Linked DNA regions of Homo sapiens: region 1 is linked to region 2. The links are chromatin loops, found by intact Hi-C in ENCODE. Cell type or tissue: CD4-positive, alpha-beta T cell. All regions are shown on one strand. Each heading gives the region's core, and the rest is flanking DNA. Links, peaks and the distances in the headings are about the cores only. Region 1 overlaps CCDC60 (coiled-coil domain containing 60). Region 2 holds the start of CCDC60 (coiled-coil domain containing 60).

Region 1 (15,844 bases), core at 2,950-10,949, 49 kb before region 2:
CCCTAAAGATGCCTTGGGTCTGGGGCTCAGGGGCTCAGACTTACCATGATCGACAATCCCCTGCCATTTCCCACTCTACTTGCTTCTTTTCTAAGCCTGTCTAGTATGTTACAGCTTTGTGAGCACAAGTAGTGTATTTGGGAGGTGATCCTGGGAAACCCCCATAGGAGAGTGGGACAAGGAGAGGAAGGTATGTTAATGAGCAAGCAGGTGACCACCGTGGGCAACTTGGGGCTCAACCCTGCTGGCACCACAGGGGAATAATATAGAGTTGGAGTCAGCAAACTTGTCTAGAAAGGGCCACACCATAAATACTAGGCTTTTGGGGGTATACAGTCTCTTGTACAACTCTGCCCTTGTAGTATGAAGGCAACCATAGACCATATGTAAAGAAATGGGCGTGGCTGTGTTCCAGTATAACTTTATTTATAAAAACAAGTGGTCAGCCAGATTTGGCTGGTGAACTGTAGTTTGTTGACTCTTGATATAGAAGATGTCTCAGAATTGTTGCATCTGAAGGCAAGGCAACTGAGGTACTTATGTGTTATCATTTGTCTGCCATTGGTAAAGGGATGCTCCTTAAGGCATTGCCTTTCTTGTCCCTTCTGAACTGCCCCAGACCACAGACAGAGAGCCACAGGTGCTACTGTGGGAAGCCATGAATGTGCATGAGCATGGGAAGAGCCAAGAAAGGGGACTATTTTATAATGAGTGAAGTAAGACTCAGAGAGGGCAAATGATGGTATGAGATCACAAGAAAGGTAGTGGTCATGATCAAAACAGAGCTGATCCCTATGCTGTTTGTACATGGTGATACTCTAAAAGTAGGAAATTTTGTGCAGTGTTTTCCAGTTGCATTTTAACATCTGTCTAGGAACTTTTGTTCTGAAGCACACCATTTAGAAAGCATGTCACCATAACCTATTCCACGAAATGGATTTTCTTCTGCTCCCCAAACTGTTATAGAAGCACTTGAGAATCAAAGTAAGAACAAAGATACATAATTTAAGTGTTTATTCTTAAGAACCTTTTAAAATGTCTTGATTATATGTGTTTCCAAGATGTACATATAGAAACTTTGCAAATCAATGAAAAGAGAGCAAACTACCTAGTAGAAAATAGGGCAAATAATACAAATAAGGTAATTCTCCAAAGAGAAAATATAAATAAACAATGAATATATAGATGATCCTCAATCTTGACAATCAGGTAGGTACAAGAAAACAACAACATGTCCTCTTTGCCCATCACACTGGCAGAAACTTAAATGCCTTATTAAAGGGTGGATGAAGATGCGAAGTAACTGGTACTTGGATATTCAAGTAGGCTGTGATTTGGTACAAATTTTCTGGAGGTTTATTTGATTAATAAAATCTGTTTCCTCTCACTTTCTTCCTCCAAGAACAAGAGAAGGAATCACAATTGGTCCATGACAGTCACGGTCATCTCATTCCTCTTGCCAGTGGCAGGTGTATGTGTGAGTTTGCAGCTCAATCCTGGCCAAGGGGATCCAAGGACTGCTGAAGAGGCATGTCTGCACATGTCACCTAGAACATCTCCAGCCATCATGTGATCTCTGGGGGAGGCATTCCCAACTCTCTGAGAGAAGCAGACCAGAAAGATGGAAAGAAAGCACCTGGCTCCAGGATGATGACATTGAGCCGATGAATTAACCACCTTTGTGCTGCTCTAACCTTCAGAGTTCACCTTAACATGAGAAAATAAAACCCTTATTGCTTAGCCACTGGGATCTTCTTTTATTTGCAGCCAAAAGTATCTTAACTGATATAATTATCTCTCCCATATAGAAATGGGGCCTTATGTGTCCAAATAGGCAATGTACAAGTATTTTATTATAGCATTGCATGTAATCGTGAGACATTAAGAGTAACCTGAAATGTGCGTCAGAGGGGACCTAGGGAAATAAACTGTGATTCAGTAACACTATGGAATTTGAGGCAGCCGTTAAAAGCAATTAGGTAAATTTTTATGTGCTGATCCCAACATCTCCAAGATCTCTAAGACATTTAAGTTTTAAGAAGTTGTGAAATAAATACATATGGTATAATCCCATTTATGAAAAACAAAATAATCCTTAAAATAAAATGTGTAAAGATTCATATATATATACATTCATACCTATAGAAAAAGGGGGTGGGAGGAATCACATCATATACATAAAAGCATTTACCTCTGGAGCTGGGAGATGGGCAGGGGGTGAGAATTAAGAGAAACTTGTGCTTTTTTATGTATGGCATTTGTCCTTTTAGCAACACAAATGAGTGAATTTAGGGCTTTGTCATAAAAAGATAATGTTTGGAAAATAGCCCACATGCTCATTGTAGAAAAATCTAGCAAATACTAGAATGCACAGATGTAAGTTTTGTTCAAACCGTGCAAGACAGAGGTTTTTTTTGTTGTTGTTGTTGTTTAGAAAAACACAATATTTCAGGTTTCCTGGGGGCAAAGAGGAACTTCTCTTCAGATCCTCAAATGATTTTCATGTGTGTGGCACAATTACTCGGGCAGAGTTCAGTGTTTTTAATCAAAAGCTACTTGTCAAGTAGGCAATGTCACTTTGCCTAGCCTGCGTAAACAAAGCTTTGTGAGGACTGGGTTTGGAAAGTGGAAGAGCTGAAACATTTTAATTGGAGAGTGTGTGTGTGTGTGTGTGTGTGTGTGTGTGTGTGTGTGTGAGAGAGACAGAGGGGGAGGGAGGGAGAGAGAGAGAGAGAGTTGAGGGGGAAGAGGGGAGGAGGATGGAGTACTCTGTGTGATGTACACAATTCTGGAGAATTCTCCATAGAAATATCCACCCTGTGTTTTCCAGCACCGGCTCTGCTCCTAATCACTTGGAACCATAAGAATTTGACCTTCCAAAGGAGAGAGGCTTCCTCGCAATGCTCGGTTGGTAATGACTGAGTTGTAGGCACGGACTGTTTCGTAATTGCCTTCCAGTTGTCTCCTACATTTTTCTGAGTTGGGTACCATTAGTCTTAAGGCTCCTGTCATGTGGCCATTAAATCATTGTTTTCTCTGACAGTGTCATTTCTGCAAAACCCTGGAGAGAAAATACTACACATTTTCCAAGGCTGGAATGCTGCCACCTGGTCATTATGCCCAGCAGCCCTCAGACGGCTACTCCTAAAGATGTGCACCTTTGGTGCGACCGCACCATGGCTCCCCAGACTAAACAGCTCACTGTTACTGGTTGCTTTTTTTTTTTTTTCTTAGAGTGGAATTACCCTGGTCAGCAAGCACCCTCTAGCACTAATTTAGGAGACTGAGTCTGACAAATGGGTGTAAAGAAAAGAAGAATGGCAGGAAAAATATTGGTTTTCAGAAATCAAAAATGATGCTTCTCTAAGGGTATCACTTATTTTTCCCTCCACCCCTGCAACCTACCCAGGGCAAGAGCAGAAGAAAAATTTTTCCAATAGGGTCTAATTGTTGTCTGAAATAAATGAGAACAGGGAGGTTTGAGGACTGCTGAACATGGACAGATGAGGTGGGAGGAATGGTCTTCATGAGTGATTTCCAACAGCCGAGCTGCAAGGCTGAATAAAGAGGATGCCAGTGAGTCCTTAACAAAACAACAAAAAACCAAGGCTTGCCGCCTTCAGGGATCATAATTTATTCATTCAACAAATAAATGGTTGAATGGTTAGTGGTTGTTCTGTGCTGGAAATTCTTCTAGGAGCTGGGGACACAGCAATGAACCAAGCAACATCTCTATATCTTAACTGGGCTCTGAGTAGGAAAGAGATGGTGCACTCAAACTGGGAATTGGAGGAGGAGTTGAATAAAGGGACTATTTGCACAGACTGTTTGCATAGATCCCCCTACAAGGGATGGTGCAGTCCCCTGGGGCTAGCAACAGCAGGGAGCTGTTACCACCCTGAAGGGGCACGGAGGGGGAGCAGCGACTGGCAGTGAAGAGGTTAGTGGTAGGGAGAGGCCGTGTGACAGGAGCCAGGACCAGAGAATCACAAACAACCAAGTCCATGTAGCAAAAATGAGACTGGGAACAGAGACTCCAACCTTTCTATCTCCCTGCCCTTTTGTATTAGTCTGTTTTCAGGCTATTTATAAAGACATACCTGAAACTAGGTAATTTATTTTTTAAAAAAGAGGTTTAATGGACTCATAGTTCCACATGGCTGGGCCTCACAATCATGATGGAAGGCAAAAGGCACGTCTTACGTGGCAGCAGGCAAGAAAGAATGCGAGCCAAGTGAAAGGGGGAAACCCTTTATAAAACCATCAGATCTCGTGAGACTTATTCACTATCACAATAACAGTACGGGGGAAACTGCCCCCATGATTCAATTATCTTCCATCAAGTCCCTCCCACCACATACGGGAATTATGGGAGCTACAATTCAAGATGAGATGTGGGTGGGGACACAGCCAAACCATATCACCTTTGATCTCCCAGCAGTGCTTTCTATTGGCTGAATCCAACTGGAGGCTGGAGAGCAAGGGAGGTCATTAAGTTGTCATTCTCCTGGGGCACAGAGCAGGGAGGAGAAGGGTGGCAAGTGGTTCTGGAGAGGCAAATGGTATATTTCCAGCACAGTCCTTGTCCTCAAGGAGTCAATATTCTACCTATGGGACACAGACCATAAACAAGTAAGCCCATAGCTCTATAACACAATGTTGCCAGGACTTCATTAATCTAAGCAGCACCTCTGTAAAAATTAGAAAAAGCCACCCTCTCTCCAAATGAATGCAGCCCCGTGCCAGGGCACATGGTTTCGCCAGTGAAGCAAGGGCTGGATATCAGCCCCCCCACTCAATGTTTGGTCAGGAGCTTGTGCAGAACTCAACCCACAAAACACAATATCCTTCATGGCCAAGCGGTCAAGGTGTCATAAAGAAAATTGAGAATCCACGACTTGGAATGAGCTGGTGACAGGTGATGCCCAGAAATAGCTTTTCTAGGGCATTAGGCTTGGTCATACCAGTGACATGGTGACATGCTGCAAACACAGGGTCATTAAGGGGCCCTAAGGATGTCCAACAAGTTGCTCTCCCAGGACCAGCCCCTTGCAGCTCTCTGCAGACTTCACAGGTAGGCAGAAGCCAGGATGGGTCCCTTGTAAAGTTAGCCACCAGTGGGAGCGGCCCGGAGCTCGCAGGGAATGGCAGGTCTGTCTTCTCCCAGCTCCGGCTCCCTGAACTGTGATGAGCAATTTGTCTTTCAGCCTTGATCTGCTGTCAGTGGGGCTGACACTGACTCCAAGTATTAATTTCTTCTTGAGCTGTCTTACATTGCAGTCGACAGAGGGATGGAAAATGAAGTAGATTTGCCAGATACAGAAACTCATCACCCAGCTGCCTTTATTAGTGGTGAAGCTGCAGGGAGGAAGAAGGCCTGAGCTGTGCTCCTCTTCTTTTCTTAAGAAGCAGATGCCAAACCCCTAATGAAGCATCTTTCATTTTGCAGCCCTGTGCTTTGACACCTTTCTGCCTTCACTCTCCCTTGGCTGCACAATATCTTAGCTCTGTCTCTCTCTCTCTCTTTTTTTTTTTGAGATGGAGTCTTGCTCTGTCCCCTAGGCTGGAGTGTAGTGGCACGATGTCAGCTCACTGCAAGCTCCACCTCCTGGGTCACAACCATTCTCCTGCCTCAGCCTCCCAAGTAGTTGGAACTATAGGCGCCCGCCACCACGCCCGGCTAATTTTTTGTATTTTTAATAGAGATGGGGTTTCACCGTGTTAGCCAGGATGGTCTCAATCTCCTGACCTCGTGATCCGCCCGCCTCGGCCTCTCAAAGTGCTGGGATTACAGGCGTGAGCCACCGCGCCCGGCCTAGGTCTGTCTCTTTAAAGTGGCTAGGCAGAGATATTACAAAGAAACCCATGGACACCCCAAGTCTTTTCATCAGCTTATAACACGCTCACCCATCTCATGAACATGCCCTCTTGAAGGTCTCTTGTGTTGTCTAGATTGCGTTTTATTCAGGTATCTGTGGTGGGCAGAAAGAAACAGGTTCATTCAGCTCAAGTTTTTAAAAATGTAGGAAATCTCATGGTATCCAGTGACAGGACAGCTCAGCTACTTGCTGTGTCTCTTGAGCTCTCAAAAGGCATGAATGCTCAGATATGCTATTTTCTGCACACTCGTTTCTTTATTCTTTCTCTATCCTGGCTCCTTCTGCTCTCGCACACAGCCCATCATAGCTGTCGCGGCCCTAGAGTTTATGGGGCCCTCATCTCCATACTCTGTGGCTATCTGGATCCGTCTTTCAGTGTCTAAAGTCCAAGTTCCAGATAAGGAAATCTGATTGGTTCAGCTTGTATCAGGTGTTTCCCTTTGGTCCAATCATCTGTAGCCTGGAGGGTGGGACCATGTGGTCGGTATAGCTTCCTGTCTCTGAAATAGGAAATATGGGTGGGGCGAGAAGACTTCTCTAGAACATCCAGAAAGAGATGCTATAGAAGCAAAAGCAGATCTGGATAATATATTTTTAATTTTATTTTTGTAGAGATAGAATCTCACTGTTGCCCAGGTTGGTCTTGAACTCCTGGGCTCAAGTAATTCTCCCGCCTTGGCTTCCCAAAGTGCTGGGATTATAGGTGTGGGCCACTGATCCCAGCCCAGATCTGGATTTAAATCTCTATTCATCCAATCACTTCCAGACTTTTGATCAATTATTTAATTTCTTTAATTAATTTAATTTCCAGTGCAGTGGCCACCCAGGGTTATGCCTGCAAGACCAGCTTCAAGAACATGGCTAACAGGCAAGCACAAAGAGGTTCCGCCATCAGTAGATCTCCAATTACCCTGGGTCTGCTGCATTTTCAGCACCTCATCTCTTTGGGAGCAAAGGAGAGAAGTAAAGCTTTGTATTCACATTGAGTGTATTGGGATGGGTGGGTGGTGAGATAGTCACAGCTTGGTGGCCCGGCATGTTTGGGGAAACATGAAACATAATCACATCACTATTGTGTAGAATGCGTCCATGGCCTCCCCTCACAGTTAGGCTCAAGGTCAAAATTCCTCATAACAGACTTCAAAGACTTCATGAATCAGCCTAAGTGTGTATCTCCATCCTCATCTCCCAGTGTGCCCCATTACACTCTGCTTATTCATTCATTCATTCATTCATTCATTCCCACTGTTCTGAATGCCTGTGATGGGCCAGCCCAGTAGTACAGGCCATACTGGGCCTCCTTGAGCTCCTGCTGTCTCATGACTCAGGGCCTTCACAGATGCTCTTCCCCCTGTTACGAATACTTTTCCCTCCACCCCTTCATCAGTTAGGTGCTCCCACAGAACTTTTGTACCCTGTTCCCCTTCTGTGTCAGGACTTATTGGGATGAAGACAGAGGGCAGAAATGGTGCTCATCGTGCTTCCCTGTACCCACAGTGACCAGTGCGCTGGCTGTCACACAGCCGAGCATCAGGCCAAGTCTGCTGAATGGATTAATGTCAAAAAAAGGCCTGGAAGACATATCTCTGCCTCATGGTAAAACGCTAAAGACTGCTGTGAAGCTCATTTGCAGGTTTTGAGAAAATTTTAATTACTGAACATTGACAAGGGAAAGAGTTTTTGTGGCTAAAAGTTTCGTGGCTAAAGCACATGAAAATCAGCTTCATGTTTGTGGAAGGAGAAGAGAGGTATGCATTTGCCTGGATGGGGTCAAGTAGGGTTTCTCCCTGGCTCTGCCCCTGCCCCGCCTTATCTCTCTCTCTCAAGCACTAACGATAAAGATAGGAAGGTCATGAGAAGGTGTCAGATGCCTGCAAAGAGCCAGCCTGCTTTGTGCTCACTTACTGCACATTCTTCTGACTTTAGAAAACAAGAATTTTCCTTAAAGGGTCTCTGGTTGTAGCACAGGCACCTCCCCATGTCACCTGCTTCAACTTTCCATTGTAGATCTTAGGGTCTGAGATAAGAAATCCTTCTCATAAGTTTGGAGCACTGAGACTTTGGGGCCACAGATCTAAGAGTCCAGACTCCACTGCTTGCTGGCCAGGAGACCTTGAGTGACTTCGACTCTCTGAGCTCCAGCTTCCTCGTCCTTAGAATGGGGTGGCAATAGCAGGTGCCACTGGGGTTGTCATGAGGTGTAAGTGAGAGGATGCATGGGAAGCTGTCAGTTTGGTGCCTGGTGCACAGGAAGGCCACAGTAGGGAGCAGTGATTACTACCACTGAGTCTGAGTATCAGGATATCACACTGAGGATCTGGTTTTCCAAAGGACAAAGATAGGGAGCTAGAGACAGTAATTCCAGAGATTTAAGGCACAGAAACAAATTATCCTGCCACGTTTGCTTGGCAACCACAGACTCCAATTCCTCTTGTATAGGGAGAACAGCTTCAATTGGAGAAATGTTGACACACCAAGGACAGAATTCGACTTTAAAGGTCATCATGGCTCAGTTCATCATAAAGACCCTAAGCCCATGACAATTAATGGAGATATTGAGCCAAAGGCAAACCAAGAATAGAAACTGGAGACCTTGCAGACTGAGTAGTTTTGGCCCAATAAGAGAATATTGTAGGAAATACACTTAATTTAAATATGGTGCTGGTCATGGGGAGGAAGAAACAAAAGTCCCTGTTAATTCAAATGAAGTGTTTCACTGATTACCGTAACAGAAGTGCCTTACCGAGTGGTGACCTCCCTGTCACTGGGCATATTCAGGCAAAGTCTGCCTGATCTAGGGTACGTCTGTGTTCCAGACGTGTTGGTCATTCACAAACCACCTTCAGGATATTTGCCATCTCTCTACACTAATTTTATTATAATTTACTTAATATTTGTCTCTAATTGAGCTCATTTTAGAAACGTGATAAAAAGTAAACTTACTACTATCACTGTAAGAAGAAAGCCATTCCTGCATGTCACAAATAGAAAGTAACTATAAAAGTAAATACAATAAAAACAAAAGAAGCTATTCAATTACAGCTAGGCACTAATCTTCACAAGGCTCTGAGCCTGAGGCCTGCCCTTTCTGTTAAAAGGAAGAGCAACAAGTCCTTAGAGAGGTGTTAAAAATTGAATAGCACTAAATTGAGACTTTCTCCTTTGCATAATAAAAAAGGACAAAAGAGAATTTAAAAACAAGTACCTTTTCTGCTATGCGATTTCATGTTAATGTCTATGTAACACTGAAAAATCATTTCACCATCTGCTGTTAGTAACTGCCCCATCCTCAGAGAAACTCCTGGGAGAAGAATTCTAGCACCAAATCTGGGGTTGGGTAAGAGAAGACCTAAAATCCCTTCCAACTCTGAGATATTACGACGTCAGGTTCTCACTATACTTTCTTGATATTCATTTCCCACCAAACGCTGGCAAATGCTTAACAATCTGCTCTCCAGGGGAGAAGGAAAGGCCCTGATTTACAGTGTTTGCCAATTCCCATGGTGTAAATATTCCCATCATGGCTGATTTTACTCTACCAATATGAGATCACCAAATTCCGACCAAGAGTTGGAAGGAGATGAATACAATAGGTTCAGTATGAGCTGCTTCTAGCACACATGACTGTTCCCACCCAACTGTGGTTGTCCTCTTAAGAATGTAAAACAAAACTGCTTCCAAGGGATTTATATCTAATACTGAAAAATCTTGAAAAAGCCTCTGAGACACTTGGCCATCTCTTAGAGAATGTGTGTGTGAGGGATGAACTAGAAGACTTCTTGCAGTCCCGCTCCACAATCTGATTCCATTTGTGCCCATTTCAGAGATAGAGGCATTGAGATACTTTCTTGCCTGCACCCCCACACAAACACTTTAGTAACCACTGAGTTGGGCTTGACCTTCAATTGTCCACTGTACACATCTGTATGTATATGCACATCTATATTTAATTAACATCTGCATTTCGCCTGCTGGGTATTCTCAATGGTAGCTTTGCTTTATATCCAAGCAGGGTGTTGAGGCTTCTGCTTACTTAACTTTTAAGTCATGGCCAAAGGGCTACCCTACCTCCAGTAGCTTCCCTGAATCAGTTCAAACCAGTCATCGCCTTTCCATATTTAGCATCTCCCACACATCAGTTACCATCTGCAGGTGAATTACTGTGTATGACTATGGCAATTAAATCTTCATCTGATCTGTTTGCACATTTCACCATACATACTTTCAAGAAAGCCCTGGGTCTAAGTAACATTGCATTGAGACCCATTATGTGCCAGGCATTATATGATTATTAGAGTGTCTATTTCAGAGTTGCTATGAGGATTAGATAAGAAGCTTACCCACCTCTGCCATGCCATGGCATGCTTCCTTTTTGTTCCTGTAACCCAACAAAGTGCAGAACAGTGTTGTGGACCTCGTGGGTACCCAATCAACTTCATGGATGGCAGTAAGGCTGCCCATGGCTCCAGATGCAAGCCCTGGCTTCAGTCCAGTCTAGCCCTTTCAACATCTCCTGGGTGTCCAGGCCACAAAACATTTGAGTGTCCTCCACCTGGAAAATGATGTTCTATATATCATCACTTAAGCTTAATTGTGAGTGGTTTGGAGGACACCCCACATGGGGTGATTTTATACACGGTTATTATGTTGGCATATGTGTTTCATGATCTGTGGCCTTCCGCAGCAACAACTATTTTTAGCTTCCTAGCAAAGGTCTGGCATGAGCTCCTAGTGTTTTCTTTTTTTCTTCTCCTCTTCAATGCTGGAATTGGCCTCTGCCTGGTAAAACCAAGCCAGGCCGAGCTGGGGGCTTCCAGAATGAGTGGAGAACTACTGAATAAAGCTGTCGTCTGATGACCTTGCCCTCTTGTCCCAGACCCACCAGAATGTGTTGGCCCTGGGCTGAGCATTGATTGTTATCAACATCTTAGATGGGTGGCTTACCCACCATGTACAGAGGGAAGATTCGTCTATGGGTCTGGCTCTCTGCACATATCCAACAGGCTCACTGCCTGCTGTCTTGACAAGCCTGTGTCAATCTTGGCCTGTGCATAGGGCTTTGCTTGTGATACTATATAGGCTTGTGCCTTGAGGATCTTCGCAAAAACAAAAACAAAAACAATTTCACCAATCCACTTACAACTGTTGGAGGGACAGCAAATTTCAGCTGTGTCTGGGGAGGCAGGCACCATGTTTGTTAAGAGCATGGACAGACCTGGGTTCCAATCCTATCCCTGATGCTTATTAGCTCTATGACCAGTTACCTAATTTTCTTGAGCCTCAGTCTGTGGACCTGCAAAAATGGAACCAATTACACTGGCCCTCATGATGTTGCTGTAAAGATTAATTGAGGTTCTTGGTTTAGTGCTGATACAGGAGCTAGAAAGAAATTATTTAGGCAGATAGTGAGGGTAAGAGAGTCCTTGGTAAGGTTTCCCTTTTAATAAAAGGCAGCCCCCAAATCATTTCCTTTCTAACAAAGAGAAGCCTGTAAAATCAAGCTGCAGACATAGAAAGGCAAGCTAGAAGCTTGCACGGGTGAATGCCAGCAGCTGTGTCAATAGGAAAAGGCTACCTGAGGGCCAGGCATGTTCAACATGGTGGCTCCATCTTCCCTTTTCTTTGTCAACCACGTGTACAGTAAGGAACAGACAACACGGCACCCGCCAGGTAGAGAACCGATCTGCTAGTAAGAGATTAGGGTGGGATGGCCAGCTTCTTTGCATACTATGCAAACGTCATACCTGGTCCGACTGATCTCTCGGGCTCTATGTGAATCAGACACCGCCTCCTCAAGCTTTTCTATAAAACCCCGTGCATTTCACCATGGAGCTGGAAGTCCCACTTGGGAGCTCCTCTCTCTCTGCAAGAAAGAGAGCTATTCTCTTTTCTCTTTCTTTCGCCTATGAAACCTCTGCTCTTAAACTCATTTCTTGTGTGTCTGCGTCCTCGATTTCCCTGGCGTGAGACAGCAAACCTCGAGTATTTACCCCAGACAACGATGCCACGTCTGTGCCTGGCATACCGCAAGCACTTCCTTATGCTCCTTGGCAAAGGGTTTAAGAGCCTGTGTTCACACAGCGGTTAAATTTGGTGTAGAAAAAAATGTGTAGAGGTAAAATGAAAAGACTTTGAAACCAAATTTTCCTGGATTTGATTCCAAATTTTTTCATTTGCTAGTTGTGCGTAGAAGTGGGAATATGGAAGGACTCACACTAAATAGTTAATAACTGTTTTGTAACTATTTTGTTAGTTATTAACTATTTAGTTAGTTTAGTTAATAACTATATAGTGACCAGTTGTTACTTCTGGAGTAAAACTGGTTTGGGATGATGGTGAATGATACTTTTAACCTTATTTATAATATTGTAACTGTTTACAGAGTTAATGTAGTGATGTTATTACTTGTGCATGTAAACACTGAGAATAAAAAGAAAACAGAACTGATTATTTGAATTTACCAGATTTTTGTGGTTACAGAGACAAGGCTTTACAACAATTGGAAGATATTTCTTATTTTACTTCTCCGTCTCTTGAGACTTGGGTTGGAATTTTTTCTTTCTTTCTTTTTCTTTTTTTTTTTTTTTTTTTTTTTTTGAGATGGAGTGTTGCTCTGTCGCCCAGACAGGAGTGCAGTTGCACGATCTCAGCTTGCTGCAACCTCCGCCTCCCAAGCTCAAGCGATTCCCATACTTCAGCCTCCCAAGTAGCTGGGATTACAGGCACGTGCCACCACACCCAGCTAATTTTTGTATTTTTAGTAGAGATGGGATTTCACCATGTTGGCCAGGCTGGTCTCGAACTCCTGGCCTCAAGTAATCTGCCCACCTTGGCCTCCCAAAGTGCTGGGTTTACAGGTGTGAGCCACTGTGTCTGGCCTGAGTTGGAATATTGAGGGCTTAGTCTCCATCCACATTGTCTAGTGGAAGCTTGCAAATACTATCCAGCCCAGAGAAAGACAAGGCCTTTCTCTAGCCCTAAATCCCTGCAGCTACAGAACATCCCCCAATATTCCAAAATGGGTAAATGACCCCAGCCCCAACTACTTATACCATTGCCTATAAAGTAGCCACTCTGTTGGAAATATATAGGGGCACACTGTTTAAAGGATATAGGAGCCTAAGGGAGGTTTGGGAATGAACCAGACGAAGCCAGCATCCTGAGATTACCACTGTGTACTTAGGACCATCCCCTGAGTTTTATTTTATTTTATTTTATTTTTTTGAGACAAAGTCTTACTCTGTTGCCCAGCCTGGAGTGCTGTGACTCAATTCTGGCTCACTGCAAGCTTCATTTCCTAGGTTCAAGCGATCCTCCCACCTCAGCTTCCCAAGTAGCTGGGACTACAGGTGCGTGCCACCATGCCTGACAAATTTTTGTATTTTTTGTAGAGACGGGGTTTCACCATGTTTCCCAGGCTGGTTTCAAACTCCTGGACTCAAGCGATCTGCCCGCCTCAGCTTCCCAAAGTGCTGCGATTACAGGCATGAGCCACTGCCCTCGGCCCTGTTTCTTCATTCTGGTTAATTGGAGACCTGCAGGTATTCCTGGAAAGATAGGACAGGAGGGATCAAAGTGATCAAGGATGAGCCTTGTAGTGTAAGGCAGTTTTTGGCAAACCCCAATCTTCAGCTCAGAGAGGGTTGCCTCTGCTGTTCCAATTGAGTGGGCTAAGCTTCACTGGGGTATTAGCAAGTGCGTTTTTCTGAAGGTGGCCATGCTTTCTTTGTTATTAATGAAATACAAGAAGAAAACGTGTCCAACACACAAATCCAGATGGGCGTGGGTGTGTGGGCTCTCTTCCAACAGCCACATTTCTTGGTATAATGTGACCTTTCTGTCTGATTACCACTCTGCTCTTTTCACCAGAGGAAAGTCAGGAGAGGAGGTCTTTTAAAGAGACAACGGGCAAGTTGATTAGGTGGCTCCACGTTTGTCAGACTTTATACTAAGAGCTTCAAGGGAGGGGCTGGTTGTTGCAGGAAGAAGCTGAGGACTTGATTCATTTCGAAAACTGTCCCCAGGGCCTTCTGGCTCACCCACTTCCCCACATTGCATCCTGCATGCATCAGAAACACATGAAATTTTCATGACATCCAAGCCACTTCCCTCCACGGCTCTATTTCTGTTCATTCTGCTGAAAACTGTCTTTGTCATATACAGGGAGCAGTTTAGGTGGACGAAGGACTCTGGTCTCTCAGTCCCTGACTCCACACCCCATTATTTTGATTGATTAAGTAAAACACAGCCATCAGTGAGCTATTCATAGAGAGACAGTTGGGGGGAGGGGCTCATGGACACATTTTATTTGTATGGGGACATTCTCTGATGGGTCAGTAGGTAGGGTGGAGGGATGTGGCCCAGCAAAGACAGCTCAGGGGGATCTTTCAAGTCCAGTGCGGAGAAAGCAATGGTGTACTAGCTGGTGAGGGTGATTGCATGAGAGCTGATTGTATGCATCTGCTTCCCAATTCTTTGTTCAGTGATCGATAGCTTGAAATTGGCCACAGTGGGAATATTTACACCATGGAAACTGGCAAACAAACATTGCAAATTAGGGTTTTTTGCTTGCTTGTTTGTTTTTTCCAGAAAGCTGGTTGTTAAACATTTACCAGCACATCAATGGGGCAAAAGTTTCTGTCCATATGGATACATTCTTAAGACACGTTGTCCCTAAACCCCACTGTCAGAGGCGCTGGAAACAGAGCAACTCTATTTTGAATAGGGACTGGGTAAAATGAGGCTGAGACCAACTGGGCTGCATTCCCAGGAGGCTAGGCATTCCTAGTCACAGAAAGATAGGCGGTTGGCAGGACTGGTATCACAAGATATGGGTCACAAAGACCCTGCCGATAATACAGTATGCGGTAAGGAAGCCAGCCAAAACCCACCAAAACCAAGATGGCAATGACAGTAACCTCTAGTCGTCCTCACTGCTCATAATTTTAATGCATTATGCTAAAAGACACTCCCACCAGCGCCAGGACAGTTTACAAATGCCAAGGCAACAACCAGAAATGACCCTTATATGGTCTAAAAGGAGGAGGAACCCTCAGTTCTGGGAATTGCCTGCCCCTTTCCCAGAAAACTCATGAAAAACCCACCCCTTGTTTAGCATATAATCAAGAACTAACTATAAATACACTCAGTTAAGCAGCCCATGCCACTGCTCTGCCTATGGAGTAGCCATTCTTTTGTTTCTTTACTTCTCTAATAAACTTGGTTTCACTTTACTCTATGGACTTGCCCCGTATTCTTTCTTATGTGCGGTCCAAGAATCCTCTCTTGGGGTCTCGATCAAGACCCCTTTCCAGGAACACCACCACCCCTCTATAGCATCTCTCATCATACCCTTTCCCGTCCAGATTGCAACTATCTATGTATTTGTCTTTATTATTTCTATAAGGTTTCCTTTCCTAGCTTCATACTTACTACCTCTGAAGTTGAGCAAGTCAGTTAACTTCTCTGTGCTTTAGTTTTCTCATCTTTAAAAAGGAGGAGAGTAATAGCATTGACCCTTATAGGTAATTTCTTCATGGCTGCCATGGATGAGTGGTGTAATACATTATATTTAATATTTTAATCTATTTAATCCTCACAATAACCCAGTGACAAAGGTATTATTATCCATCTAAGGACGAGAAGGCCCTCAGATCTTAAGTCTCTAGATGAAAGTCTAACAGCCATTAAGTGGCAGAGCTGGGATTAGAACCCAGAGCTTTTGGAATTTCAAAGTCTGTGTACCTAACCAGCACAGAAAACTGCCTCTTCAGCATAGGTTTTCTCCCTCTGGCAAGTTGGCTTCCTACTACTCAGCCCCTGGGCAAGAGCTGGTGTTCTGTCAGGAGCAGAAAAAAAAAAAAAGATAAAGTTCTCTTCATTTCCTTCAAAGAAACCTTTCTTGCCTCAAAGAGAGAGTGAGAAAGGAATTGGCTCAAGTTCATTTGAAATTCCAGGTTCATTAT
Region 2 (13,394 bases), core at 1,351-9,350:
CCAACAGTCATTCATTATACTAGTATGCAGGGGACTCTTAATATTACCACGCAGCCAGTGTGGCTATACCTTCCCCCGGGAGAGGCCACTCCTCATATTCCTCCTCATTAGACACTTACCGGGCCGCCTGGCATTTTGTGATTCTACTTTTAGGTGTCGTTCCCTTTCCTCCTCCAAACAAACCTGGAAGCTATTTGAAGCCAATGATTGTGTCTTACACCTTATTTTTGTAGCCCCTGTGGTGCTGGGCACATTGAACAGAACAACCATTTATCACAGCTTGACTAGAATGGTGAGATGGAGAGGACTTGTGCTCAGAGCCAGACAGATATGAATTCAAATCCCAGTTCTGTTCCTTGCCCGTTGGGTGCCCTTGGGTAAGGGACCTGTCCTCTCTGAGCCTCAGTGTTGCCATCTCATGAAGAGGTAACAGTTCATAGCTTGAAGGATTGTAGAAGGTTCTGAAAATATCACACTTAAGAGTTTTTTGAGTTCAATACGTGGCACATGATGCATGCATACTCAATACATGCCAACTATCGTCATGATCATGATCATGACTGCAGTTATTATTCATTTGATTTACCCCAGACATCAATCCTGATCTCTACATATTTCCTTGTGGCTTGTCACTTTCTATTGACGCTAGATTAGGTTAATTAATGCTTTACTATAACTCTAAAACCTTGAAATTCCTAAGGGCATGATCTTTTGAATGTGAGCTAGGAACCCCTGGGGTCTTCATTATTTCCTAGAAAGTAGAGAGGGGTGCGAAGGATTTCAATGAGGCTTTCGGGCCGGAAGTCTTGGTCTATCCAACAGTTTCCTGGAAGCCTTCTTCCCATTGCTTGACATCCCTGAGTCCCACTACCCTCCTCCCAAGAAAGAGATGATCATTTCATCTTCTACATCTTCCTCCACTCTCTACATCTCTCTATGGTAGGATGAAAAACTCTATTACATTTATTTGAGTACATGGCTTGTTTCTTCCCAAAATCCAACATGGAGACACACACACACACACACACACACACACACACACACACACAAATACACACACACACATGCGTGAATCTAAATTAGCTGTCCCTTTTCTTTGCTCCCACAACACCCTCTGATACTTCCTCAACACATCATTAATCAACCTGCATTATAACGTTTCTTATCTCTTTTACTCCCCATCCCAAGCATACACACTATAGATTGTAAGATTCTTGAAGGCGAGTCTCATTTTTAACTAGAGCAAGTGTTTAGCACCTAACAGCAGTGCAATAAATGTTTACTAAATAAATGAAATAACAATAGAACTAAAACCTAAAGTGTGCTTACTATATGTCAGGAACTGTGCTCGTAGCTTTTGGCGTACGTTAACTCATTTAATGCTCACAGCAATCCCATGAGGAAGCTCTATGACATTCCCGTTTTGCAGATGGCAGCACTGAAGCGGAGCAGCTCTGCAGCTTGCCCAAGACCACAGGGCTGCGAAGAGGCAGATCCAAACCCAGGGTGATTCTGTCTGCTGCTCCCGCTCTGATGTTCACCCTCGCTATTGAAGTGTTCATTTCCCTCTTCATTCTTTCCCTCATTCATTCTCCCACCGCTATGCTGGGAAGTTCAGTCCCAGAGCGGGCTGCTCTGGATTGAACATCCTTCTGTGTGGTATTTTGAGATGAAAGGAGATGGAAAAAGGCTGTATCTTGCAGAGTGGTCTTGCTAAGAGGGCTGAGTAATGAGGAGTGCACAGAGATGGGTTAAGCCTTAGAGAAGAGCAGCTTGGGAACATTTTGGACCACATGGAGAGCCCTTGTGAGTTTTAAGCTCTCCTTCACAGACTGACCACCTGCCAGGCCCTCCTTCCTGGGGCATGACTGTGAGCCACAACTGTGCCTTGTGGATGCACTAGAGTGGACCAGCATTGCTGACCTTGGCCAGTCCATGCAAAGTGGGGTTTGAGGATACAATAACAAATGCACACTTACAGTTGTGCTCGTCCAGTTATGATCATTTAAAAAACAGGAACCATTAACTCCAGTCATTCAGTACGTATCGATTTTTCTTTGTTTTTCAAATCAACAACACTGTTTCATGTCCCATAAACACATTATCCAGCGTTAACATCACAGTGGACAATTTTCATAGCTTATTCGATTTAGTCCTCACACTGCTTCTGCCTAGTTGATGTTCCTGTTCTAAATTCATAGACACAAGGAAATAAAGCCTCAGAGAGGCTAAGCAATTCACCTGTCTAAAGTCACACAGCTGGTGCGTGGCAAACCTAGCCTTTGAACACCAAAAGTTGACCCTCTGCAGCCTCTCCATAGAGAGAGGGGATATGCCTGTTTCTGGAGACCAGCAGATCTCTGAGAGTAAGTCCTGCAGACGGCAAACCTACAATTCATCTTAATTTTTTTCTGATGTTCTACAGTGTCATTGCTGATTTATTCCATCATTTTGGAATTACTGGCTAATAGGATGGCCCAGCTCACTGATCTGGTTCGCGTTTTCACTCTTTAAGAGAAACCAGCCATTGATAGCAACGGGAATGTGTCTCGACAATTTAATCACACCATGACTCTCCTCTCTCTCCCTCTCCCTTGTTGGTTTCGAGGCTAATTCCTTTTTTTGTATTATTATACTTTAAGTTTTAGGGTACATGTGCACATTGTGCAGGTTAGTTACATATGTATACATGTGCCATGCTGGTGTGCTGCACCCACTAACTCGTCATCTAGCATCAGGTATATCTCCCAAAGCTATCCCTCCCCCCTCCCCCCACCCCACAACAGTCCCCAGAGTGTGATGTTCCCCTTCCTGTGTCCATGTGATCTCATTGTTCAATTCCCACCTATGAGTGAGAATATGCGGTGTTTGGTTTTTTGTTCTTGCGATAGTTTACTGAGAATGATGATTTCCAATTTCATCCATGTCCCTACAAAGGACATGAAAACCATAAAAACCCTAGAAGAAAACCTAGGCAATACCATTCAGGACATAGGCATGGGCAAGGACTTCACGTCTAAAACACCAAAAGCAATGGCAACAAAAGACAAAATTGACAAAAGGGATCTAATTAAACTAAAGAGCTTCTGTACAGCAAAAGAAAGTACCATCAGAGTGAACAGGCAACCTACAAAATGGGAGAAAATTTTCGCAACATACTTATCTGACAAAAAGCTAATATCCAGAATCTACAATGAACTTAAACAAATTTACAAGAAAAAAACAAACAACCCCATCAAAAAGTGGGCAAAGGACATGAACAGACACTTCTCAAAAGAAGACATTTATGCAGCCAAAAAACACATGAAAAAATGCTCATCATCACTGGCCATCAGAGAAATGCAAATCAAAACCACAATGAGATACCATCTCACACCAGTTAGAATGGCAATCATTAAAAAGTCAGGAAACAACAGGTGCTGGAGAGGATGTGGAGAAATAGGAACACTTTTACACTGTTGGTGGGACTGTAAACTAGTTCAACCATTGTGGAAGTCAGTGTGGCGATTCCTCAGGGATCTAGAACTAGAAATACCATTTGACCCAGCTAATTCCTATTTCACTTGTTCTCGAAAACATGATTGGTTTCAGCAGAGGGGAGACTTACCTGCCTTAGGTTCTCCGAGGCATAAAAGGGCCGGACAGCCCCCGAGTTGGGGGAACTCTGAAGCTTCTTGGTGGCTGGAACCTTGGTCATCTTAAAAATCCTTCAGGTTTTAGCCTGTGCCCCCAAGACAAGGATTTTTCCAGAATCTTCTACTTCAGTAGTTACTGGTATGAGAAGTTTCGGCAACTTCTCCCTGATCCCCAAGTCCCAATTACACGAACTCCAAAGCGGTTTCCTTCTGAAGAGTAATGAGAAAGCACCTGGGTCTCCCACAGACGGGATAAGGAAGTCCGGGTAGGGCAGAATCAGGCAAGCCTGGACTTATTTACTTTTTGAAAGGTTATAAACTTCTGTAAGCTTCCTCCTCTTCGGAAGGGATATCTTTCTCTTCTATAAGCAAAATAAAATATGAACTAAAAAATAAATAAAATTCCAGTGACAAAGTGTGAGAGGGGTCCCATGGAGGGGCTCCCAGATCGCCATCCTCCGAGAGCGGCCGAGAACTAAGGCGGCCCCAACGAGGGGTTTATCGCACTGCGGGGAAAGTAGGCAACTGCTAACCCTTGGGCCGGGTGGGGGTGGGGGGAACCCAGTTGCTTGGCAACGGGACGCCGAGGAGGGCTTCCTCATTGGCTGGAATTCGTGGGGGCGGGGTCATGGGGGTCGTGAACTCTCCCAGGTTGCTGGGACGCCGGCTCAGAGCAGCCGGCTGCCACCGGAGCTGCATTCTCTAAACAAATTGGTTTCTGTTTTTAGGCCTGAGGACCATACCCTTTCTCTCTGCCTGACTACAAGCGAATCCTTCTTTTCAAACTCTGCTCTGTACTGCTGCTAACCCACTAGTAATTTTTTGTGCCTTGGGGTGGGTGGCCTGTAGTCCTGCAATTCTTAACCTGAGATGCCTATTTCTCCCGTTTTTCCACCTGACAAACTCCTGCTCATCCTTCAAAGCCCTTCATTTCATAAAATGAAATATTGTTATTCCATTTATTTAGCAAAGATTTATTGACTCTGCTAAAATAAAATATAATAAAGTAAAAATGAAATTAAAAAAAATGAGACCTTCAGGACTTCACGATCTATAGTGTGTATGTTTGGGATGGGGAGCAAAAGATAAGAAACATTGTTATAAGGCAGGATGATTTATGATGTGCTGGGAAAGTATCATAGGGTATTGTGGGAGCAAAGAAAAGGGACAGCTGTATATAGATATAGATATATGCACACACATACATATACACATATATGAATATACATATGTAGACATGTATATATGTGTGTATATACGTATTTGTGTGTGTGGGCATGTATGCATATGACATTTATTGAGTGCTTAGGATGTGCTAGACACTGTTCTAAGTGTCACATACTGACTCAATCCATACAGCACCTCTTTAAAGAAGGTGTTTTATTACCCCATTGTACAGCCTAAGCAACTGAAGCACAGAGACATTAAATGACAAGTTTAAAGTCACGCATGTGCTGCAGCTGAAATTCAAAGCCAGAACTGTTTGAGTCTAAAGAGCAAGCTTTTAACCACTTAGATGCCTAACTTTGCTGAGTTTGGCTTCTATGTCTTTAAAATGGGGATACTATCTTTGCCACAGGTTGTTAAGAATTGAAGTGGATGATGCATATGAAGGCTGAGCCCATGGGGAGTCCTAGCTAAGTGGTACTATTATTATTCCCTGACATCACTTCCCGAGGAAGAATCAGGCATTCTCACTGTGCTGGGTTCATTTCACAGCAGATGTTAGTACTAACTGATATTTATTGATCACTTGCTCTGTGCTAGGTACTGTACTAAGCACTTCGCATACATTAATTCATTTAATCCTTCCAATAACCCTACGGGGTAGGTTCCCAGCCTGCAGCAGATTTATTTCGTATGTTTGGATTTGAATGCCTTATCCTTGGCATTGTTTCACACTGGATCGATCTGATTCCTGTTTTATCCAACAACCTTGAGCTGCTGGGGATTATGATATCATTATGGCTGCATCTTCTCTCTTTCTTTCTTTCTTTTTCTTTTTCTTTTTTTTTGAGGCAGAGTCTTGCTGTGTTGCCCAGGCTGGAGTGCAGTGGCGTGATCTCGGCTCACTGCAACCTCCGCCTCCCGGGTTCAAGCGATTCTCCTGCATCAGCCTTCTGAGTAGCTGGGATTACAGGGGCATGCCACCAGGCAGGCCAGGCTAATTTTTGTATTTTTAGTAGAGACGGGGTTTCACCATGTTGGCCAGGCTGGTCTCAAACTCCTGAACTCAAGTTATCTGCTGGGATTACAGGTGTGAGCCATGGCGCCCAGCTCATCTTCTCTTTAGAAGGCATCTACTGCAAGATGACACTCTACAGAATGCAAAATACCTAGCCAAGTAACTCTAGATGCTGGTGCCTGAAAGTCATTATTTTCTCACCATTGCCTAAAGACTGACCCTGACCTTCCCTTTCACAGGAAGTTTTGGTTCTCCGGCTTCTTTTGTGGGCAGCATTAAGCAATCGGCAGACACTTTCAGAATGAAGCAGATAAAGGGAATCATGTTTGGGAGATAGGGCTGGGGATGAGGGGATGAGGGGATGAGAAAACAAGGCAGGATGGGAAATGTTCAGCCCTGAGCAGAACAGACAAAAGCTGTCTTCATATGATTTTGTAGAACAGGCTTGGCAAAGAGGAACTCAACTAGTTCTGTATTAGCTCAAAGAATAGGAGGAGGTTTGGGCTCAATAGGAAGAAATGTGTACACAGCAGAACATAATTTTAAAAGGTGTGACCTCTGGAATCCAACTGAATTAGCCACTGAGCAGCTTCAATGATAATTCTCATAGGACTGTGATGAAAACCAAATGGGATAACTCATGCAAAGCACAATGCCTAGCACGGAGGAAGTGCTCAATAAATATTAGCCCTTATTTCCTTTGTTGTTTTTATAATACTCACCTGTCAGAGCCATGTAAGAACTGGAAATAGGAAGGGCTCTAGAACTGAAAAGACATGCGTTCAATTCCTGGCTCTGCCATTTGTTACCAATAAGACCTGGGTCAAGTTCACTTCTCCAAGCCTCAATTTTTCACGTGTATAAAACTCATGTGTAGTGAATGGTTATGCCAATTTTATACCTGCTACCAGGATGATGAAGCAAAATAACGAATTTCCCTTCTCTGTCTAGGAAGGGGTATATTCTTTAGAGAGGGAACAAACTACCCAGCACTAGAGGTGTTCAACTAAATGCCATATGGCTTCTTGGATTTTTGATCACTTGGGGGTGTCAGACTACATGATATTTAAGGCTCTTTCCAAACCGATATTGAGAGACTATATGGAGTACTAGTTGAGCTGGTGTCTAAATCCCAACTCAGCCATTTACCAGCTGTGTGACTTTAACTAAGTAACTTATCTGCTCAAAGCTTTGGTTTTCTCATTACAGAGTGAAGATAATAGTACATTCGTGAAAATGGTATCATGTACATAAAATATTTAGTACAGTTGGCACATAATACATGCTCAATAAATGCTAGCTGTTGTTTTTTTTAATCGTATGAACAGAAGTATTTTCTAGAACGATTTAGTGCTTTGGGGGGCCAACTAGAGTTAGTAAGAAAAGCTCTTTGGTCTTATGGCATCTCCCAATCTAGCTCTAGCTGGGTGGAGAAGAATCTCTCTCTCTCTCTCTCTCACACACACACACACACACACACACACACACACACACACACACCGAAACAGTATATAAGGTGTTAATTGGGATCCTCCAAGAAGATGCCAGAATAAGATTACATGTGCTAGGGATTTATAGAGGAAAATGGTTGTGAAGGATAAAGGGGAAGGAAGAAGGAGTATATAAGGAGAGTCTGTTGAAAAGGAGAAGGAAGAAAGGATTGGGTAGGAAAAGCCATGCACTGAGACACAGCTCTGAGAAAGTCTCAGCCAGGCTGACAGGGAGACCCTGAGCCAAAGTTGCCCAATGGATGAATCTCCCATTGCACAGGAAAGTCCTGGTTCTAGGACCCCTATTCTGCTCAGTGATTATCTAGGAACAGCTGGGTGTAGGATGTACACAGTAGATTCAAAATGCAGCATCTGTCAGTCAACTATGCTCCCTGCAGTTTTCTCTTGGTGAGGCATCATCTCAGCTGCAGACCTCCATGGCCCTACCAGGTCATCTCTTAAGCTGCACAGATTCACTTTAGAATGCATGCCCAAGGAACAGTCCCTCCCTCCTGGCTCCTGTGGATATCCTTTCCTGACAGAAAACTTAGAAAAGGGAAATTAGTGGGACCAACTATAGCCTCCATCATTGCAACTGGCATTGGGGGCTGAAATTGGTGTTTGTTCTTTTCCTTCTTCACTATACATTCTAAATTCCCCCTCACGCTTAGCTCTTCCCTCTCTAGGTCTAGGCTTAGGTAGTGGAGTGACCAAAATCTTTATTCCTGAGAATTCTGAGCCTTTAAGTAAATCTGCTCTCCTCACTGTCTCAGGGTTGCTGCATGTATCCATTCCTAGTTAAAACTGATCAAGAGAGTACTTATTAGGAGGCACCCAAGTGGATCACTCAGTTTCCATATATGTTCCTTCCTGCCCCTATCTGTATAATCACTGATCAGGGTCAATTGTCCTTGCTAAAATTGTGACTCCTCTTCTCACCTGCTGGTTCCTGGGCACAAAGTGTCTGGTGGCAGCTATAGCTAAGAGTTAATACAATCCGTGCTGTGTCCCCTGGCAAGAGTGTACCCACTTTGGGAACCTGGACCTCTCACCCTACATAGCCCAGAGTTGCAGAAATGGAAAGAACGCACTCCCTCAGTGCCTCATTGGGCATGAGGGCAGTGGGAACCACTCCTGGTTCCACTTATTGGCTCCTGAATCTCTGGGGTTCCCAGATCTTCGTTCCCATTGGGAACACAAAGTTGTATAGAAGTCTGATTTGATGCATGTGCTTCAAACTATAGGATAGCCCATTCTTGCTTCAATAGACTGATCTAGAACTCTGTGACACCAGCTGCTTCTGGGTGGGGTGATATGTGATACTGCTGGATCCCATGACCACTGTGAAGGTGGTTTCTAGTTCCTAGAGTTTCCATGGGCATAGAGGGGCAGTGATGGTGGCAGACATTGTCAGAACCCGGCCCATTGTCCCTTGACATTAATAGTTCCTAAGGACAGCTCCTTGCTGCCATTTTGCCTGAGACATTCCTCTCTGGCTACAGCAGAAGTTCCCAACCGTTTGTGGCTCTTGGTACCCTTTACTTCCCAGTAATTTTTTTCATGCCACCTCCAAGCTAAAAGAAACATGTTGAGAATCCCATTTATGAAGTCCTTAGGCCTGCACAACTTAGTATTTACATCCTAATCACGTGAAAACTAACACATATAAATGGAAAGAAAATAGTATTTGTATTTGATTCTTCCACTTTTAGTATATGTGCTGCTGAAGTGAGCACAGTATTTGCTTCTTAAATAGCTGCCATTGCTTACCAGTGGGTCATGTGCCTCTGGTGGCCACAGTGCAGCTTCTCGAACCTTGGAATCAGTTTGGATACCATCACCTTCATTTTCTGTAGGACGTTAATTTTTGTGCAGTTCTCACTTTTTATCACAGCAACTGCCCCAAATCCAGCTTTTTCAAAGATATTTCATGAAAGGAATGTCGTGGAATCTACTGTTGAAACTGAGTGCACTAGTCAGCTCAGGCTGCAGTAACAAAGCACTGCAGACTGGGAGGCTTAAACAATGGACATTTATTTTCTCACAGTTTTGTGGCAGAAGTTTGGGATCAAGGTATCAGCAGGCTTGGTTCCTTCTCAGGCCTCTCTCCTTGGCTTGCAGACGGCAGCCCTCTCCCTGCGTCTTCACATGGTCTTTCCTCCGCACCCTTCTGTGTCCAGATCTCCCCTTCTTCTAAGGACCCCAGTCCTGATCAAGAGAGTACTTACTAGGAAGCACCCAAGTGGATCACTCAGGTTCCATATGTGTTCCTTCCTGCTCCTATCTGTGTAACTGCTGATCAGGGTCAATTGTCCTTGCCAAAATTGTGACTCCTCTTCTCACCTGCTGGTTCCTGGACACAAGGAGTTCAAAGTGTCTGGTGGCAGCTGTAGCTAAGAGTTAATACAATCCATGCTGTGTGCCCTGGCAAGAGTGTACCCACTTTGGGAACCTGGACCTCTCACCCTGCAGAGCCCAGATGAGGGCCCACCTCATGACCTCGTTTTAATGTCAAGACATCTGTAAAGACCCTGTCTCCAAATAAGGCCACCTTCTGAGGTATTAGGGGTTAGAACTTCAACACGTAAATCTTAGAGGGGCACAGTGTAGCCTTCAAAATTGAACTATGTGTCACTAGTAGTTCATATGGCATTCAATAGATGTTGCCGTGTTTCCCTTAAAAATTAAAAATACATGTAGCCTCTTCTGTGAATTTGCTGTGGCACTCTGGGGCACTTTGGTACACCGTTTGGGAACCACAGGGCTATAGGAATGCATTCTGCCTTTTTTTTTTTTTTTTTTTTTAGATGGAGTCTTGCTGTGTCAACCAAGCTGGAGTGCAGTGGCACCATCTTGGCTCACTGCAACCTCCACCTCCCAGGTTCAAGTGATTCTCCTGCCTCAGCCTCCCAAGTAGCTGGGATTTCAGGCACATGCCACCATGCCCGGCTAATTTTTTGTATTTTTAGTAGAGAAGGGGTTTCACCGTGTTAGCCAGGATGGTCTCGATCTCCTGACCTTGTGATCCACCTGCCTTGGCCTCCCAAAGTGCTGGGATTACAGGCATGAGCCACAGCACCCGGTCCATTCTGCCTTTAAGCAGAGCAGGCTAGAAGTGCAAGAAGTTAACACCCATGGGGATAGCCATAAAGCAACGACTAATGGGAATTAGTGGATAAATACTCTGCCTCCTCAACCCTTGGGTAGGACAAGTCTGGAGTATGGTCTACACTGCCCCCAGTGGTACCCTGCAGGACTGACTTATAGGAAACACCACTGCCTACGGTCACTGCCTGCTCCACCCAAACAACCCACACTGGCTTTTTTCCTTTTCCTGTCTCATTTTCCCACTCCCCTTCTGGTACTTCCTGGATAGCCTCCCAATAAACTACTTATATCCAAGCTATTTCCCTGGGTCTGCTCCTGGGGAACCAACTTAGGTTAGTGTTGACTGAAATAATCTGGGGAGGTCAGACTCGAATCAGGCTCTGACACTGAGTCATAGCGCGTTGTCAGGACACCTGAATTTTTTCCTCTCCCTCATCTCATTACATGGGGTTCCTATCTCCTTTGATCACCTCGTCCCATAATCTCCTTCTTACCATTGCTCTCAAGTTTATCATAAAGAGTTTCTTGATATTCTCCACCTCCCTTAAACACGGAGAGGCCAACATGTTTTCAGATACGTAAATACATCCCCCAACGGTGAAATATTTGACAACCGAGATATGAAGTGATTGTTTAATGCTTAATTCCTGACTGATTTATGCAAAATATTAACTGAAGGACGTGAAGCGACAGGCATTCTCTCCTCCCGATTTGCCAAAAAGAAAAGTATCTGAAGGGATTAAAAATAGACATATCAAGCAGAAGAAAAATTTTGGAATGTGTCAGACGCCAGCTGGGGCAGCTGAAGAGAAAGCTTGAAATCTGGTAAACACTTGAATTTCAGTCAGTAATACATATGTTTGGCATTAAAAACCTATTGAAAAAGTCATCATTTTTGGAATATCTTTAATATGCTTTTTTTGTGTGTTGCATCTAGCACCCAGAAAACTCCTTCTGGGTATTTTTACTGAAATGTCAGCACTGGATTTACAAATTATGGGGCCCAGGGCAAGAGTACAACTTGGGGCTCCCTTGACACCTGGTAGCTGGCAATCTATTGAAGAATTGTTTCCAGGTTGAAATACCACTGGATAATGTGTATTTGTACCACCTTGTGGATTCCTGTCCTTTGTTAGATTAAAGAATTACCGCATGCTACAGGGCCCTTGTGGGGTCTCTGGCCCCACATCCCATTCCTACTCTATCCTCCAAACCACAGCCCCAGGCGAGAGGTGAATTTGGATCTTTGAGACTGAAGAGAAGAAAATGTAATGTTAACCTGCTTCTACTCTCCTTTCTTTTTAACTTTGGTATGTCCGGTGTATTAGTCAGTTTTCACACTGCTATAAATAAATACCTGAGACTGGGTAACTTATATTAAAAATAAGAAGAAGTTTGTTTAATTGCCTCACAGTTCTGCAGGCTGTACGGGAAGCTTGGCAGCATTTGCTTCTGGGGAGGCCTCAGGAAGCTTTTACTCATGGTGGAAGGCAAAGTGGGAGTGGGTGTCTTACATGGTGGGAGCAGGACCAAGGTGGGGGGTGATGCCACACAACTTTAAACAACCAGGTCTCATGAGAACTCACTATTGCGATGCGATGACAACACCAAGAAGGGATGGTGTTAAACCATGAAAAACCTCCCCCATGATCCAATCACCTCCCACCAGGCCCTACCTCCAACAGTGGGGATTCTAATTCGACATGAGATGTGGGTGGGGACACAGATCCAAACCATATCACCTGGCCTAGTAGCAGAGGAAGAAGTGTAGCCCCAGGACTATTCTTAGTGAATATGGAGTCCTACTGGAGTCCTAGGATGGGATCCAAGCTACCTCCATGAGTGATGTTTTCCATTTGTATATGTTTCATGCCACAGTGTCCTGGGAGGTAGGCCAGATTGGATTTATGAAACTATTAATCCCATTTCACAAATGTAGACATTGAAGCAAGCTCTGGCATGTAGTAATTTGTTAGTGGTGGAGGTTGTCCAAGAACCTGTTTTTTCAATTCCAAACTTAGTGATTTATTTCAGCACTCTGTCACACTGTCTTAATGTTCTTTTACTTAAAGGTAAGTGTGTATTTGTGTGTGTGTGTGTGTCTTGTTCAGCAGAACAACCTGAGGTTACTTCTGCAAGTAACCAAGAAACAAAGACAATTGGGATTTCCAAGCTGTCTGGAAGATGGTCTTCTACAGCTTTCTGGAGGAAGTCTTGACTTCAACATCCAAATAAGACACCTCAAGCCCCAGTCCCAGGTAGGAAGGCACCTCCCTCCAAGTATTCCCATGAATTTCCAAGTAGCTCACAATTTCTTGTTCAGTATACCCTCCAGCCAGTTTCCTAACTGCATAGGTAGAATGATATCACCCTGAAAAAGACATGTTTGAGTCTTCAGCCCCAGGATCTGTGCATGTGACCTTATTTGGAAATAGGATTTTGGCAGATGATCCAGTTAAGATGACGTTATCCTGGATTAAGATGGCCCCCAGCCCAATGACTTATGTCTTTATAAGGAAAGGGAAATTTAGATATAGAGACAGAAGACACACAAGGAGAATGACAAGGAGAATGCCAAGTGATGATGGAGGCAGAGATTGGAGTGATACATCTACAAGCCAACAAACAAACAAATAAAACAACACTAACAAAAAACAGTAACAGGCTGGGCACAGTGGCTCACACCTGTAATTCCAGAACTTTGGGAGGCCAAGGTGAGCAGATCACTTGAGGTCAGGAGTTTGAGACCAGCTTGACCAACATGGTGAAACCCCATCTCTACTAAAAATACAAAAATTAGCTGGGCGTGGTGGTGTGTGCCTGTAGTCCCAGCTACTCAGTAGAGTGAGGTGTGAGTAATCGTCTGAAACTGGGAGGCAGAGATTGCAGTGAGCTGAGAGTGCGCCACTGCACTCCAACCTGGGTGACAGAGCTAGATTCTGTCTCAAAAAATAAAAATAAATAATAAACAAACGA

Evidence for each region. Peaks named below come from ENCODE experiments on the same cell type or tissue, not always from the same donor. Only the 100,000 strongest peaks of a DNase experiment are listed, where the experiment ranks them.
Region 1: a loop joins it to region 2, with 11 times the contacts of the local background. A loop is called at or near these places in 5 of 110 quality-filtered maps.

The regions. Positions count from the first base shown.
Region 1 is chr12:119,373,887-119,389,730 of GRCh38, reverse strand. All of the region lies in intron 1 of CCDC60 (coiled-coil domain containing 60), which reads right to left. It overlaps PRKAB1-AS1 (PRKAB1, TMEM233 and CCDC60 antisense RNA 1), which reads left to right. Exons shown (of 3, transcript NR_188494.1): 3 at 1,464-1,744. Among named protein-coding and RNA genes, the nearest start is that of CCDC60, 47 kb to the right of the region's middle. RefSeq lists an enhancer at 13,826-13,885. In CD4-positive, alpha-beta T cell, for the core only: no CTCF peak of the experiment used is centred there; no DNase peak of the experiment used is centred there.
Region 2 is chr12:119,325,480-119,338,873 of GRCh38, reverse strand. It overlaps CCDC60 (coiled-coil domain containing 60), which reads right to left and starts at 4,145. Exons shown (of 14, transcript NM_178499.5): 1 at 3,608-4,145. The coding sequence starts at 3,697. In CD4-positive, alpha-beta T cell, for the core only: no CTCF peak of the experiment used is centred there; no DNase peak of the experiment used is centred there; H3K27me3 peaks cover 596 bases.